Linked DNA regions of Homo sapiens: region 2 is linked to region 1. The links are chromatin contacts, found by Hi-C or POLR2A ChIA-PET in ENCODE. All regions are on one chromosome and are shown on one strand. Each heading gives the region's core, a stretch centred on a gene start or an enhancer-like site at or near the end of the contact. The rest is flanking DNA. Distances are from core to core; before and after follow the strand shown.

Region 1 (5,055 bases), core at 981-3,480:
CTTAGGCAGCAGAATCGCTTGAACCCGGGAGACGGAGGTTGCAGTAAGCCGAGATCGTGCCACTCCACTCCAGCCTGGCGACAGAGCAAGACTCTGTCTCAAAAAGACAAAAAAAAAAAAAAAAAAAAAAAGACAAAGAAAAAAAAAAGAGAGAGAGAGCTTGTTAGATCTTAGTGCTATATTTCCTTGATTATTTTTATTTTAAGGCTGACAAAATGCCATTTAAGATAATAAAAGTAGTTAAATTGCCTGACCAAGAGCTAGATAACATTGAGGAAAAAGTATTGGCAATATTCTTTGGTCTAATACTGCTATATACCAACCATTTTACCCAATCATTCAAATAGGCTTAGTAATACAAGGGCGAAAAAGGAAAACTACAGCTAATAGTGCTATCCTTGTTCTTTTTTTTTTTTGAGACGGAGTCTCGCTCTGTCGCCCAGGCTGGAGTGCAGCGGTGCAATCTCGGTTCACTGCAAGCTCCGCCTCCCCGGTTCACGCCATTCTCCTGTCTCAGCCTCCCGAGGAGCTGGGACTACAGGCACCCGCCACCACGCCCGGCTGATTTTTTTTTTTTTTTTTTTTTTTTTTTGTATTTTTAGTAGAGATGGGGTTTCACCGTGTTAGCCAGGATGGTCTCTCTCTCCTGACCTGGTGATCCACCCGCCTCGGCCTCCCAAAGCGCTGAGATTACAGGCGTGAGCCACCGCGCCCGGCCTATCCTTGTTCTATATACTGATTACGCATACTATATATGGACCTTTTCCTTCCTCAACCTTTCTATAGATTTCTAAGAATAAGGTTTTGATGAAGTAGTTTATGTATCCTTCTTTTTCAGTTAATCCTAATGGAAAACGGTTGGAAAAATGAAACAATTATCTTACAACTTATTTTTCTCTTTCCTCTCCTCCCCTCTCTCTAAAAGAGTGTGGCTCCTTCCCCTCTCTTTTCCCCTTCCTCTCTCTAGAGTGGTTAACTCTCAAACTGTATTTAACTCTGGAAAAGTTTTCAATTACACAGGCGATAACTCCAACTTGAGGTATAACGGAAACTTATTAAGAGAAAAAGAGCAAAATAATTTTTTTTTGAGACTCAGCAAAATAATTTTTTTTTTTTTGAGACGGAGTCTCCGTCTGTCGCCCAGGATGGAGTGCAGTGGCGCGATCTTGGCTCACTGCAACCTCCGCCTCCCGGGTTGGAACAATTCTCCTGCCTCAGCCTTACGAGTAGCTGGGATTACAGGTGTCCGCCACCACTCCCGGCTAATTTTTGTATTTTCAGTAGAGACGGGGTTTCGCCATGTTGTCCAGGCTGGTCTTGAACTCCTGACCTCAGGTGATCCAACCACCTCGGCGTCCCGGAGTGCTGGGATTACAGGCGCGCGCTACCAAGCACAGCTAATTTTTTTTTTTTTTTTTGAGACGGAGTCTCGCTCTGTCTCCCAGGCTGGAGTGCAGTGGTGCGATCTTGGCTCAATGCAACCTCCACCTCCCGGGTTGGAACAATTCTCTTGCCTCAGCCTTCCGAGTAGCTGGAATTACAGGTGTCCGCCACCACGCCCGTCTAATTTTTTATATTTTTAGTAGAGACGAGGTTTCATCATATTGGCCAGACTGGTCTTGAACTCCTGAACTCCAGTGATCCACCCACCTTGGGCTGCCAAAGTGTTGGGATTAGAGGCTTGAGCCACAGCGCCGGGCCTTCAGGGGTATCGATTTTGTTCCCGTGCCTCTTGTGTGTGTTCTAGTGTGGAAGTGGAGGCGATTGCTTTCCAGCACAAGCCCGTTTGACTGTCGGGGTTTGGACAAGTGGCTGCGACGACACTAAGGTGGAGACCGGGATGTAGCGAGGACTCCCAGAGTTGGGAGACGTTGTACGCTTACTGGGACCTAAATCCCGCACGAGTTCCCACCCAAGTGCCGCCGCCCCAGCCTACGCACGCGCATTCGCACCGTCTCCAGCCCCGGGGTCCTCCTGCCCCTCCCGCCGTCTCCGGGGGCCTTTTCTCCGCTCGGCACCAGGGTGTCCCCGGCGCCGCCTGATCCTGTTAGCGCGGTACTCTGAGTGCAGTCAGTCCTCGGCGCTGTTTTCCCTGATTTGCTGTCGACGCCAGGAAGGAAGGACGCGTGCAGAGGACCGCAGAGGGGTGGCCGTGGCTGAGAGGAGACAGCGCCGCAGCACTGAGGGTTTGGGCTTGCAGGCGCTGCAGGAGACGCCCAGGCGGAGTCTTGTCTCGCAGCCAGCTCTGAGCGGGAGGCCTGAGCGGGAAGCATTGGCGTCCGAGCGACTTCTAGGAGCCTGGGGTTCGGCGCTATGGAGGAGCTCGATGGCGAGCCAACAGTCACTGTAAGGGTACCCCGAACAGGCTTGCTCGTCCTTGCGGGTTGAGAACTGCGTCTGCTTAGTTACTTCAGGCTTGTCTGCTTCCCTAGTGGTCGCGAGGCGCTCGTCCCCTTCCCTCGACTCAGTTGCCACTTTTCCGGAGGTCGCAGTGTTAACGAGGTGCCCGCCCTAGGGTCGCAGTGGTCGCGGGGTTTCTGCCACCAGTCACAAACCCCGGCCTCGAAGGTCCCACTCCGTCCCTTTCCTTCCTTTGTGTTCCTGGCCTTTTTACTTCCCTTGCTTTTCCTCTTGGGCATTAGAGTGGGTTCAGCCCAAGCAGAGGAATTTATATTTTTATTCCAGCCGTATTAAGCTCTGCATCGCGGCACATTGAGCTTCTGCCTGTGTGGCCTAAGGTTTATTCAACGTATTATCTCAGGAGACTATTCCTGTTTTATCGCTGTGCATTCAATTCCATTTGAACTTTGAAGACAGTATGTCAACTGTGGATGATCTGTGATGTGTATAAAAAAAATTCACGCGCTTTATGTACGAGATACCTACCGTTTCTGCTAGTTGGATTGCTCTTGTTTTCCCTCTTGTTAACCAGAAGTGACTGAGGCAGGTCTCAACCGATAAAGGTTTAATTAGCTAAGGTTGAGGATCCAACCGGGAAAAAGCACAGGTCACAGGAGGATCTGAGACCTGTGCTTTTTCCAAAGATGGTTTTGGGAACATCACTAGTTAAAGAGGAAGGAGCTAGCAGGAGGGGCAAAAAAGGGAGGTTAGGCAGTGAGGAGGCAAATGATTACATTCTTGTGAGTCGGTGATTAGCCTCAGTAAATCTGCATTTTACCTGTGAAAAGAGGGAGCAGAGGAAAATTTTATGTATGCATTCATCTCAGGGTAGGTAGAGGGATTATGGTTATTATTACTGTTATTTTTTAGACGGAGTCTCGCTCTGTCTCCCAGGCTGGAGTGCAGTGGCGCGGTCTCGGCTCACTGTAACCTCCGCCTCCCGGGTTCACACCATTCTCCTGCCTCAGCCTCCTGAGTAGCTGGGACTACAGGTGCCCGCCACCACGCCCGGCTAATTTTTTGTACTTTTTTGTATTTTTAGTAGAGACGGGGTTTCACCGTGTTGGCCAGGATGGTCTCAATCTCCTGACCTCGTGATCCGCCCACCTCGGCCTCCCAAAGTGCTGGGATTACAGGCGTGAGCCACCGCACCCGGCCGATTTCTGGTCTTTTACTTGTGAAGATAAGCTGGTAGTTGACATTGTCAGAATCAACAGATCTTGATTTTAGGACTAGTTTATAGGGGCGATGTGTATCCTGAAAATTTTAGAGGCTCACAAGGAATTTCCTTGTGAGCAATTTGTGAGGGAAGCTCTCTGGGGAGATATGTGGCCTTCTTTTTTTTTTCTCTTGAGGCGGAGTTTCCCTCTTGTCGCCCAGGCTAGAGTGCAGTGGTGCGGTCTCGGCTCTCTGCAACCTCCGCCTCCCAGGTTCAAGCAATTCTCCTGCCTCAGCCTCCTGAGTAGCTGGGATTGCAGGCATGTGCCACCATGCCCGGCTAATTTTGTATTTTTTTAGTAGAGACGAGGTTTCTCCATGTTGGTCAGGCTGGTCTGGAACTCCTGACCTCAGGTGATCTGCCGGCCTCAGTCTCCCAAAGTGCTGGGATTACAAGTGTGAGCCACTGCGCCTGGCCTCATTCTTTTTTTGAGACGGATTCTCACTCTGTCACCCAGAGTGGAGTGCAGTGGCGTGATCTCAGCTCACTGCAACCTCTGGCTCCTGGGTTCAAGCGATTCTTCTGCCTCAGTCTCCTGAGTAGCTGAGATTACAGGTGCGTGCCACCACACCCAGCTAATTTTTGTATTTTTGGTAGAGATGGGGTTTCACCATCTTGGTCAGGCTGGTCTCCAAAGCCTGACCTCGTGATCAGCCTGCCTCGGCCTCCCAAAGTGCTGGGATTACAGGCATGAGCCACCGCGCTTGGCTAGGAGTTCGAGATCAACCTGGCCAACATGGTGAAACCCCATCTCTACTAAAAAAATACAAAAATTAGCCTGGTTTGGTGGCGCGTGCCTGTAATCCCACCTACTCAAGAAGCTGAGGCAGGAGAATCACTTGAACCCAGCAGGCAGAGGTTGCAGTGAGTCGAGATTGCGTCACTGCAGTCCAGCCTGGGCAACAAGAGTTCGAACTCCTGACCTCAGATGATCTGCCCGCCTTAGCCTCCCAAAGTGCTGGCAGGAGCCACCCCGCTGCCGGCCCAAAATGAATTTTTCTTACCAGTGTTATAAGGAAATGTTATTGAAGGATACAGTGTTATTAGAGGACCAGCTGTGCTCTTCACTTAAAGTGTTTTTCAGCAGGGCGGGCACGGTGGCTCGCGCCTGTAGTCCTAGCACTTTGGGAGGCTGAGGCGGACGGATCACCTGAACTCAGGAGTTTGTGACCAGCCTGGGCAATATGGTGAAACTCTATCTCTACTAAAAATGAAAAAAAAAAAAAAAATAGCCGGGTGTGGTTGCACACACCTGTAGTCCCAGCTACTCAGGAGGTTGAGGCAGGAGAAGCCTTTGAACCCAGGAGGCGGCGATTGGAGCAAGCTGAGATTACACCACTGTACACCAGCCTGTTAGAGTGAGTCTTTGTCTCAAAAAAAAAAAAAAAAAAAAAAGAATGGAACAACTTCAGTAAGAAGAACATTTTTCATTTTAG
Region 2 (5,055 bases), core at 2,513-5,012, 280 kb after region 1:
TTCACCATGTTGGCCTGGCCAGGCTGGTCTCAAATGCCTGACCTCAAGTAGTGCACCCATCTCAGCTTCCCAAAGTGCTGGGATTACAGGCGTGAGTTCGGCCCGAGTTCAGGTTTTTGGACACATTGACTCCTAGGTCCCTGTGAAGCAGCTGTAGGCCCGTTCAGCAGACGGGTCCACATTCAGGGTAGCGGTCAGACTTGAAGTAAAATAGGAGTTGTAGGCTTGTTGGTGGCAGGTGACTCTGTGACTGTGGATGAGGTTGCTCTGGAAACCTACAGAGGTTGGTAACGTGTCCTAGGTGGCCTATGGGGTAGACGGATGGGGAAGAACAGTCAGAGTCAACGGAGAAAACAGGAGAGAAGCCAGGAATGGGGGAGTCCTGACAGGGAAAGGCTGGGCCACAAGGTCGCCTAAGATGATGTGGTTGGTCCCTGCGTCGTCGGGGCCTACACTGTCCACACCTTGTCCCATTCATCCTTGGTGAGATGGGAGTGTGCCTCTGCACAGTCCTGCCCTGGGAATAGCTGCCTTTTTTTCTGTTATGTCCTTCCTAATGTTTCAGTGTTACAATATCCTCTCTTTCATGAAATGGTAGTTATAGAAGATGGTGGGTTTTTTCCCTCCCTGCCCCTTTCTTCCGTCCCTCCCTCCCTCCCTCCCAACCTCCCTCCCTCCCTGACAGAGCTGGAAGGTTTTTTTCCTTCATGTCTTTCCTAGGAACAGTGAAATGCTAGCATCTCTTTTTTGTTGTTGTTTTTTTGAGACAGGGTCTCATTTTGTCATTTAGGCTGGAGTGCAGTGGCACAATCACAGCTCACTACGACCTTGACCTCCTGAGCCCAAGCAATCCTCCTGCCTCAGCCTCCTGAGTAGCTGGGTGCATGCCACTATGCCCAGCTAATTTTTTCTTTCTGATTTTTTGTACAGATGGGGTTCCTCTATGTTGCCCAGACTAGTCTTTAACTCTTAGGTTCGAGTGATCCACCTGCCTCCACCTCCCAAAGTGCTGGGATTACAGGTGTGAGCCACCACGCCTGGCCAAAAGATAGCATCTCTATGTTAGTTTCCCTCTCTCCATTTAAAAAAAGATATATTTTAGGCCAGGCACAGTGGCTCACGCCAGTCATCCCAGCACTTTGGGAGGCCAAGGCGGGCAGATCACTTGAGGTCAGGAGTTCAAGACCAGCCTGGCCAACATGATGAAACCTCGTCTCCACTAAAAGTACAAAAAATTAGCCCGACATGGTGGTGTGTGCCTGTAATCCCAGCTACTCGGGAGGCTGAGGCGGGAGAATCACCAGAACCCGGGAGGCAGAGGTTGCAGTGAGCCGAGATCGTGCCACTGCACTCCAGCCTAGGAGACTAAGCAAGACTCTATCTAAAAAAAAAAAAAAAAATTGTCCATGCAATCAAAGACTGGCCCCCTTGCAATAAATTGGGAGATCAGTGGTGAGCACAGCCTGGGTGGGCAGGGAGCTCGCCAGGGGCAGTGGGGAAAGTGAGTTGGGGAACATGGAATAAAAGAAAAAGTTGTTTTGTTTTTTAATTTGGCTGTAAAGAGTAGGGTAGGAGGCTGTGCACTTGAACAGTTTGTAATTTGGTGGAGATGGACATGGTCACACCTTGAGAGGCCAGAGCTGGTAGGGGAAGAGATGTGAGGATCCCAGAGGAGGGGAAGGATGAAGGGCCAGGGAAGGGGAGGGTTGGGGCCCGCGTGCCTTGCATAGCCTTGGCCTGGCAGTGACGCCCAGCGCCTCCTGCTTGCCTGCAGGGCGAGCCTCCCTCAGCCCTGGGCCTGTCCACGCGGAAGGCCCTCAGCGTCCTGAAGGAGCAGCTGGAGGCAGTGCTGGAAGGACATCTCAGGGAGCGGAAGAAGTGTCTGACGTGGAAGGTGAAGCTTCTTCTCGGGGCTACCAGGGCCTGGCTGGGATGGCAGGGAAGTGTGGGAGGCCCCTTCTCAGGACTCTGATGTACCCTGTCACCCTGGACAGTGTGACCCAACTGAGGCCTCATGAAATATCAGAAAGAAGCCAAGGTTCCCCTCAGAGTGGCTCCTGAGCCTGCTTGCTGCAGGAGCCCAACAGGCTGGAGCCCAGCCGAGGTCAAAGAGAGGGGACCAAGGCGGCCATGGGGGCTGGGAAGGGTGCCGGGGGAGGCAGCCAGATTGGAGTGGGACAGGCCTCTCATTGTCCCCTCCCTGTCCGAACTTCCCAGGAGGTGTGGAGAAGCAGCTTCCTCCACCACAGTAACCGCTGCTCCTGCTTCCACTGGCCGGGGGCCTCACTCATGCTACTGGCCGTGCTGCTGCTGCTGGGCTGCTGCGGGGGACAGCCAGCCGGGAGGTGTGCGCCCAGGGGCTGCTCCCCAACCTCTCCAGCTGTGCTGTCCATCCTGCCGCGGCACCTGGGACAGACCAGGGCTCTTGGGGGCTGTCACCCCCAAGCTGCTCCTGGGATGTAAGGGAACCTCCTCAGTCCCTTGAATGGGGTCAGAGGCCTAGCTGGTGTCAGGGCACCAGAACGGGACAGTCTTTCCACAAGGGACTGGGGTGGGAAGGGGAGCTGTGGCCTGGGGGCTGCTGGGTGGGCGAGCCCTCACTCCCTGTGGGTGCGGCCTCTCTTTCCTCCCACCAGCCGTGGGGTGGGGCTGGTGAATGCCTCGGCCTTGTTCCTGTTACTGCTTCTCAACCTTGTGCTCATCGGGCGGCAAGACCGGCTGAAGCGTCGGGAGGTAGAGCGGAGGCTGCGAGGGATCATTGACCAAATCCAAGGTGAGGTCAAGGGCAGGCATATTGGTGGGAAAAGATGACCGGACATATCAGAGCCCTGAGGGCTCCCCTCCTGCACCCCAGCACAGACGGGTTGCCTGTGGCCAGCATTGCAGGGGCTCTTGTCATCTGGGGAGTTAGAAGGATGCCCACTCTCTTTTGAGCAGGGCAGTGAGAGCTGTGGGATGGTGGTGGGTGCCCAGGCAGAGGGCTGGGCAGGCAGGAAGGCCAACAGTGGCAGGTGGGCTTGCAGGCTGGCTCACGTTGGGAAACCAACAGGGAAGTCCTCTCACATGGCAGGAGGATGATTGAAGTTTTCTCGTTCAAGTCCATCTTGTCTGGTGTACTGTGCTGGGAGACATGGGAAGGTGGGCAGACATACCTGCAGGAATTGGGGTGGGGTAGGGGCCGGGAGCCTGAGATGGAGCAGCCCAGCTCCAAAAGGGAGGGGAGTGGCTTGGATTTCTGCTTGGCCTTTCATTCAGGCGGTGTTTATGAAGCTTGGCTGCGGATTGAGGGTTGTTGAGGCTCTTTTGAGGGACGGTGGCTCCTGCTGTCCAGGGGCATGTGGTGCTGTGGGAGAAGCAGCACCCACTCATGAGACCTTTCTCCAACAGACCTGGGCAGTGGACGTTTAGATGCTAAGTGAGTTTGTCCTTTCGTTCTGAGATGGTTAATTGCCACCATGTGCCAGGCACTGGGAGTGCAATGGTGATGGCAAAAGATGGGCCCTGCTTTCCGGAGCTTAGTCTCCTGCCCAGGAGCATCAGTGGCTCCCTTTTGCTTATGGAAGCCATCCCAGAGGCACGAGTGGCCTCCCAGAGCCTCCAACACAGGCTCACCTTCCTCTCCAGCCTCTTCTCTTCCTCCTCATTCTGATGCTGAAACTACTCACCAGTCCTAGGCCCACTGTGTATCAGCCTCTGCCTCTGTGCCTCTCTCCACTGTTCTCTGCTGGTGAGCTTCTCCCTCACTCATCTCCAGCTGACAAAACCATTCTTCCAGGCCCATCCCCAGTGCTTCCTCTTTCAGGAAGCCACCTCTGATCGCCCCAGCAAATCGGTTTGCTCCCTCTTCTGGACTCCTGCAGCACAGGGATCTTTGTTAATGCTTAGCCGTGTTTGCCTTGTTTGGCGTTATCTGTCCACATGTCTCATCTGCCCCACTGGGTTGTGGCTCCTTGAGGAGCTATGTTGTTGTCTCCACCTTGCACCCCTCACAGGCCCTCTGCAATGTTTGTGAAGTGTATCTGAATGGGATGGGGGTACAAAGAACGAGAGCTCCAGGTGTTGAGAGGAGGTAGAGGCTCTGGGGCTGGAGTGGCCGGGTAGGGCTTTATAAGGGAGGCATCCTTGAAAGCAGGGAAGTGTTGGAACGAGTGGAGGGGTTTGACGCAGACCTCCTGGGAGAGGAAGTGGGCAGACAGTGCTTCCGGAAGTGCTGCTGTATCTGACTGGGGGGCAGGGCCGTGGCTGAGAGGGTTGTTTCCCTCTTTCCATTCCCCTCAGATGCCCTCAGGGATGGCAGGGAGATCCAGTGGCCCAGTGCCATGTATCCAGACCTCCACATGCCTTTTGCGCCATCCTGGTCCTTGCACTGGGCCTACAGAGACGGACACCTGGTCAACCTGCCAGTCAGCCTGCTGGTTGAAGGAGACATCATAGCTTTGAGGCCTGGCCAGGAATCGTTTGCTTCTCTGAGGGGGATCAAGGTAGCTTGAGGCTTTCCTTCTCCCTTGGAAATGCGGTGGGAACATCCACAGGCAACGATGGGAGGGTCCCCAGACTTCATCCGGAAGCTTCCCGGCCAGCTTACTGGCTTTTTGGCAGAGGCTCTGGAACATCTTCCTCCACCCTGCTGTTCTTTTTTTTGAAACAGGGTCTCACCCTGTCGCCCAGGCTGGAGTGCAGTGGCACGATCTCAACTCACTGAAGCCTCTGCCTCCTGGGTTCAAGCGATTCTCCCACCTCAGCCTCCCCAGTAGCTGGGATTACAGGCACATGCCACCACACCTCAACTGGCTTATTTTTTATTTTTTGGTAGAGATGGGGTTTCGGCATGTTGGCCAGGCTGGTTTCGAACTCCTGACCTCAGGTGATCCACCTGCCTTGGCCTCCCAAAGTGCTGGAATTACAGGTGTGAGCCACCACGCCTGGCCCCCTGTGCTGTTCTTTATTCTCGCTAAAAGTCTAGTCCCACAGGCCCTGTCCCAGTGGACTCTGGGCTAACTGATGGCTCCTAACCCCAGCGAATGTCTGTACTTAGATGAATTGTCCAGGAAGAGT

Evidence for each region. Hi-C counts contacts between places; a loop is a spot of excess contacts on that map. ChIA-PET counts read pairs that join two places held with the same protein, here RNA polymerase II (POLR2A). Pooled maps may share reads with other maps.
Region 2: a pooled map shows a loop between it and region 1 (2.5-fold over the local background). The contact joins the enhancer-like site here to the promoter of NUP85 in region 1. A Hi-C loop is called at or near these places in 1 of 50 pooled maps. POLR2A ChIA-PET finds 5 or more read pairs at or near these places in 2 of 52 experiments (Caco-2 and H1).

The regions. Positions count from the first base shown.
Region 1 is chr17:75,203,449-75,208,503 of GRCh38, forward strand. It overlaps NUP85 (nucleoporin 85), which reads left to right and starts at 2,231. Exons shown (of 19, transcript NM_024844.5): 1 at 2,231-2,346. The coding sequence starts at 2,314. RefSeq lists enhancers at 1,036-1,970, 1,971-2,904, 2,063-2,242, 4,330-4,897.
Region 2 is chr17:75,483,654-75,488,708 of GRCh38, forward strand. It overlaps TMEM94 (transmembrane protein 94), which reads left to right. Exons shown (of 32, transcript NM_014738.6): 3 at 1,775-1,894; 4 at 2,218-2,345; 5 at 2,637-2,773; 6 at 4,279-4,481. Among named protein-coding and RNA genes, the nearest start is that of MIR6785, 12 kb to the right of the region's middle. RefSeq lists an enhancer at 4,414-4,463. Within about 2 kb of position 3,763, at least 18 of the 41 ENCODE cell types and tissues checked have a DNase peak (open chromatin) inside an H3K27ac peak, as active enhancers do.